2 separate regions of the Homo sapiens genome follow, and region 1 is linked to region 2. A link is a loop called in an ENCODE intact Hi-C map of the cell type or tissue named here. Cell type or tissue: CD14-positive monocyte. All regions are shown on one strand. Region 1 overlaps HCK (HCK proto-oncogene, Src family tyrosine kinase). Region 2 overlaps MYLK2 (myosin light chain kinase 2).

Region 1 (2,500 bases), 260 kb after region 2:
ATGAAATCTCACCGCCTTTATCAACCCGCAGTGCTTACACCTGGGCCCAATAAACCTACTCGTTATTCATTCAGTCAGCAGACCCTGGAGAAGCAACACTATTAGCATCTGGGCTTAGGAGTCACACAGAGTTTTGTTTTGATCTCAGCTCTGCCTGTGTAGCCTCAAGCAAGTTGCTTAACCTCTCTGAGTGCCACTTTCCCCCACTGGGAGCACTGGGAGCCACTCTTTAAATAAATACTTAACTATGTGCCAAACACTCTACTAAGCCCTTGATGTAGGCTTAGGGGATTCATCTTCACATGACCCCTTGGAACCAGGTGCTATTACAGAGAAGAAAAGTGAGGTACAGAGAGATGACACAACTTGCTTGACATCACAGAGCTGCAGCGCTCAAGCTGAGTTGGTCCAGCTCCAGAGCCATTTAGCTATTACCCTCTGCTGTCTCCTAAGTGGGGTGTCATCCCTGCCCCATCGAGCTCCTGTGAAAATCAGTAGCATATGAGCATCTGCCAGTGAGCATCAAACAGTGGTAACTACCAGCATTAGTCCTTGCTCCAGAAGAAAAGCAAGGCAAAAAAGCTGGGCCAAGTAACAGGTAAGTGCGTGGACCCCAAGCAGCGCTTTTGGAGCTCCAGCCCTGGCTCCGCAACTTGCAAGCTGTGTAAGCTGGGGCCACTTACCTATTTCTCTGGGCTTCAGTTTTCTTATCTGTGGAAATGGGGCTGATAACAAAAGTGCCTCCTCCAAAGCACATGGTAAATGTCACATAAGTGTTTAAGTATCATCTTATAAATAAGCTATGATGCCTTCCATTAGCATCATAACTTTTGTTAACTGTTCATCTAAGGACTCATAAATTTCCCACACTCCCAGGGCCAAGATGCTGTCTCACTCCACCCTGGCAACCTCATCCCCATTTCGTCCCCACCCCCCACTATTCTAAACAAAATCAGAGTCTCTTCCAAGTTTTTACTGAAAAATTTGGGTCTCTGGGTCTCCCTTGGGCATGACAGCTCAGGCCTGTAATCCCAGCACTTTGGGAAGCTGAAGCAGGAGGATCCTTTAAGCCCAGCCTGGGCCACATAGTGGGACCTCTTCTCTATTAAAAAAAAAAAAAATTCTTTTTAAATTTAATCTGGCATAGTGGCATGCACCTATAGTACCAGCTGCTTGGGAAGCTGAGGTGGGAAGACTGCTTGAGCCCAGGAGGCACAGGTTGCAGTAAGCTGTGATCCCACCACTGTACTCCGTGACAGAGCAAGGCCCTGTCTCAAAAGAAAAAAAAAAAGAAGAAAGAAAAGAAAAAAGCAAAGCATGGGTCTCCATTCTAACTGCCTCGGGTGCCCCCTGCTGTCCACCCCTTGCAAGTGCGCCACCCACTTGCCTCAGACCTTGAGAAGCCGGCCGGTGGTGCTTTGATTGTTCTGTCTAGTCAGACGCCCTCACTTCCAGAATAATTTCATCAGACTGCACCCAGCTGCAGTCTGCCGGAGCACTGGAGTGCTGGGTTATTTAGAGGCAGCAGGATGCACTGGATTGGGAGTCCTCAGACTGGTTTGAGCCTGACATTCAGAATTTTCCTGGTGGTGTGATCTGGAACAAGTGGTTCCATGTCTGTAAAACAGAGATTATGATCATTCCTGCCTCAAAGAGCTCAAGCCCAGTTTGTAAACCAAAAGTGCTGCTTTCTGGGCATCTGAGGGTTCATCTTCAACCGCTTTTGTCCAAACCCTTGTAAGTAAAAATGTCTGCAAGATATAATCCCTGTGTTTTCATCAGAGGCTTCTAGGGCTCCTGGTGTGAATAAGAATCCTCCACGCAGTCTGTTAGTCACTCAGCAGCCATGGTGATCTTTAAATGTACATCAGAACATGTCACGCTCCTGCTCGAAGGCCTCTAATATCTCCCCAACACGCTCAGAATAAAATCCACCCTCCTCTCCTGACCTACAAGGCAGTTCATGATTGGCGGCCTCCCTCTCAACTTCAACTCTCCCCACTCTCTCTGTGGCATCTTCTGCTGGCCACACTGACCTCTGTGCTGTTCCATGAACACCCAAGCTCTTACCTACCTCCACGCCTTTGCATCTCATGTTCTCTCTGCCTAGAATATTCTTATGCGACACACTTATTATTATCATCATTCAGATCTTTGCTAAAATCTCACCCCCTCAAAGCAGGTTTCCCTGAACGCCCAATCCAAAAAAGCTCTCTACAGGTCATATTTTGTTACTTTGTTTTATCTTTTTTTTCTTTTTGAGACAGAGTCTTGCTCTGTCGCCCAGGCTGGAGGACAGTGGCACGATCTCGGCTCACTGCAGCCTCTGCCTCCTGGGTCCAAGCAATTCTCGTGCCTCAACCTCCTGAGCAGATGGGATTACAGGCGTGCACCACCATGCTCATCTTCTTTTTGTATTTTTAGTAGAGACGGGGTTTCGCCATGTTGGCCAGGCTGGTCTCGAACTCCTGGCCTCAAGTGATCCGCCCACCTCGGCCTC
Region 2 (2,500 bases):
GGTGCGAATGATTGGATGTATAATCTAGCTTGAAGGTAGATGATGCTGAAGAGTTGGGTCGGAGGTGGGGTGTGAGGGCGCGAGAGTAAGGGAAGAACTTAGGATGGCTCGTAACTTTTTGTCCTGCACCCTTGGGTGAAGCGTGGGGGTACTTTTGCTGCCAGGCAAGCCGAGAGCAACTCAATTGTGGGGAAGGGACGATGTCTAAGGTCTAATTTTGGACATGATAGATTTGAGATGTCTATTAGACAACTAAGGCAAGTAGACAGTTGGAGATATTGGAGTCTAGAATTCAATGGAGTGCTCAGAGGTTGAGATGTATATTTGGAAATTGATGACTTTGGATAAAATGTAAAGTCATGAGACTTTATGCAGATGCCCAGGGAGAGAGCAGAGAGAGGGAAGCGGTGAGGGGGGAGGATGGAGATCTTGGCATGTCAGTACTCAGGAGAAGAGCCGGCAAAAGGAAGATGTCCCAGCAGGCATGACTTGGGAGTGGTGAGGACCACAGATGTGGGGGTGGGGGAGAGAGGAGAGGCAAGGAGGAGGCTGAGCAGTGATCTGGGCAAGGCTAGCAGGCCTGTTCAAGGGTGCGGGTATGGAGGGTGGGTGGCAGGGAGTGATGGTGCCCAGCTGGTACCCTTGACTTCCCTGGTCCCCAGGAAATGGTGTTGCTGGAGATTGAGGTCATGAACCAGCTGAACCACCGCAATCTGATCCAGCTGTATGCAGCCATCGAGACTCCGCATGAGATCGTCCTGTTCATGGAGTAGTGAGTGCCCGAAGTAGTGGTAGGGGCTGGGTGGGGGTACCACCAGGCACGGAGCAAGCCGTGGAGGGGTCTGTGCACACAGCATCGAGGGCGGAGAGCTCTTCGAGAGGATTGTGGATGAGGACTACCATCTGACCGAGGTGGACACCATGGTGTTTGTCAGGCAGATCTGTGACGGGATCCTCTTCATGCACAAGATGAGGGTTTTGCACCTGGACCTCAAGGTACCAGACTGGGGCCTCCTGGGAAGGGTCAGGGGCAGCCTCCGACCCCCTGAGATCAGTGCTGTCACCAGCCATCCCTCTGCCCTCCCATCCCTCCATCTCTTCCTTCATCCATCCTTCCCTTCATAGATTCAGAAAGGGTTTATGGAATACTTACCAAGTGCCAGGAGCCGGGGGCACAGCAAAGAGAGAGAGGGGGGGAAAAAAAAAAGACGTGGTACCAGCTTTCATGGAACTTCTAGTCTAGTACTAAGTATTTGTTGAAAGGGCCTTTTGCAGTCCTGTGAGCCCCAAGCTCAGTGTGTCACACAGACAAGTGGCTAATAAGTGTTGCAATAGCACCTGCCTCAGCCTTGGCCCATGATAGGTACTAGGAGTGTCTGATCATTTATTCAAAAGCAACAAATATTTCTTGAGGGCCTACTTTATGCCAGGCAATGCTCTAGGTGGTGGAGATCCTGTGGTGAACCAAACAGATAAAAATCCCTGCATTCTTGGAGCTCTCAAATAAGTATAGTGTCAGCGTGGCAATGTGCATGAGGTAGGCGCTAACAACAATGTTTCGTGAAAGAATATTGATATCCTTCTTCTTTTTTTTGAGATAGAGTCTCACTCTGTTGCCCAGGCTGGAGTGCAGTGGCGCTATCTTGGCTCACTGCAACCTCCGCCTCCTGGGTTCAAGCGATTCTCCTGCCTCAGCCTCCCGAGTAGCTGGGATTACAGACACCTGCCACCACACCCAGCTAATTTTTGCAGTTTTAGTAGAGACAGGGTTTCACCATGTTGGCCAGGCTGATCTTGAACTCCAGACCTCAAGTGATCCGCCCACCTCGGCCTCCCAAAGTGCTGGGATTACAGACATGAGCCACTGTTCCCGGCCTGATATCCCTCTTCTGACCTTGCTCACTACCATGCACATGGTAGGTCAGGAAGAGCAGATCTGCTTTTTTTTTTTTTTTTTTTTTGAGACAGAAAGTCTTGGTCTGTTGGCCAGGCTGGAGTGCAGTGGTGTGATCTTGGCTTACTGCAACCTCTGTCTCCTGGGCTCAAGCAATTCTTTTGCCTCAGCCTCCCGAGTAGCTGGGATTACAGGCGTGTGCCACCATGCCCGGCTAATTTTTGTATTTTTAGTGGAGACGGGGTTTCGCCATGCTGGTCAGGCTGGTCTTGAACTCCTGACCTCAGGTGATCTGCCTGCCTCAGCCTCCCAAAGTGCTGGGATTACATGTGTGAGCCACCGTGCCTGGCCACAGATAGGTGTATACATTGCAGCAACTCCAGTCAGTTGTCCGTAGCTGTCCGGAGCTGAGTGTGGAGCTCTGGGTGTGGAGCAGGGAAGGGCAGCAGGAGTGCAGGGGGTTGGCAGTCCTCATGGCAGGTGTTAATGCTGTGCGTTAAGTGGCGGGACATGGAATCTTAATGTGGAGGCGCGTGAGCACCCATCAGCAAAGTGGATGGTACTTTCATTCATTCATTCCATAAGCATATGCTGGGTACTTTCCTT

Evidence for each region. Hi-C counts contacts between places; a loop is a spot of excess contacts. Peaks named below come from ENCODE experiments on the same cell type or tissue, not always from the same donor. Only the 100,000 strongest peaks of a DNase experiment are listed, where the experiment ranks them.
Region 1: it touches region 2 in a loop (5-fold over the local background); 56 of 110 quality-filtered maps call a loop at or near these places.

The regions. Positions count from the first base shown.
Region 1 is chr20:32,090,703-32,093,202 of GRCh38, forward strand. All of the region lies in intron 10 of HCK (HCK proto-oncogene, Src family tyrosine kinase), which reads left to right. Among named protein-coding and RNA genes, the nearest start is that of TM9SF4, 18 kb to the right of the region's middle. RefSeq lists an enhancer at 321-1,116. In CD14-positive monocyte, CTCF peaks have their summits at 1,373 (motif pointing left) and 1,572; a DNase peak (open chromatin) is centred at 1,359; H3K27ac peaks cover 2,196 bases.
Region 2 is chr20:31,825,943-31,828,442 of GRCh38, forward strand. It overlaps MYLK2 (myosin light chain kinase 2), which reads left to right. Exons shown (of 13, transcript NM_033118.4): 7 at 663-772; 8 at 855-996. Among named protein-coding and RNA genes, the nearest start is that of MYLK2, 7.8 kb to the left of the region's middle. RefSeq lists an enhancer at 744-1,244. In CD14-positive monocyte, no CTCF peak of the experiment used is centred here; no DNase peak of the experiment used is centred here.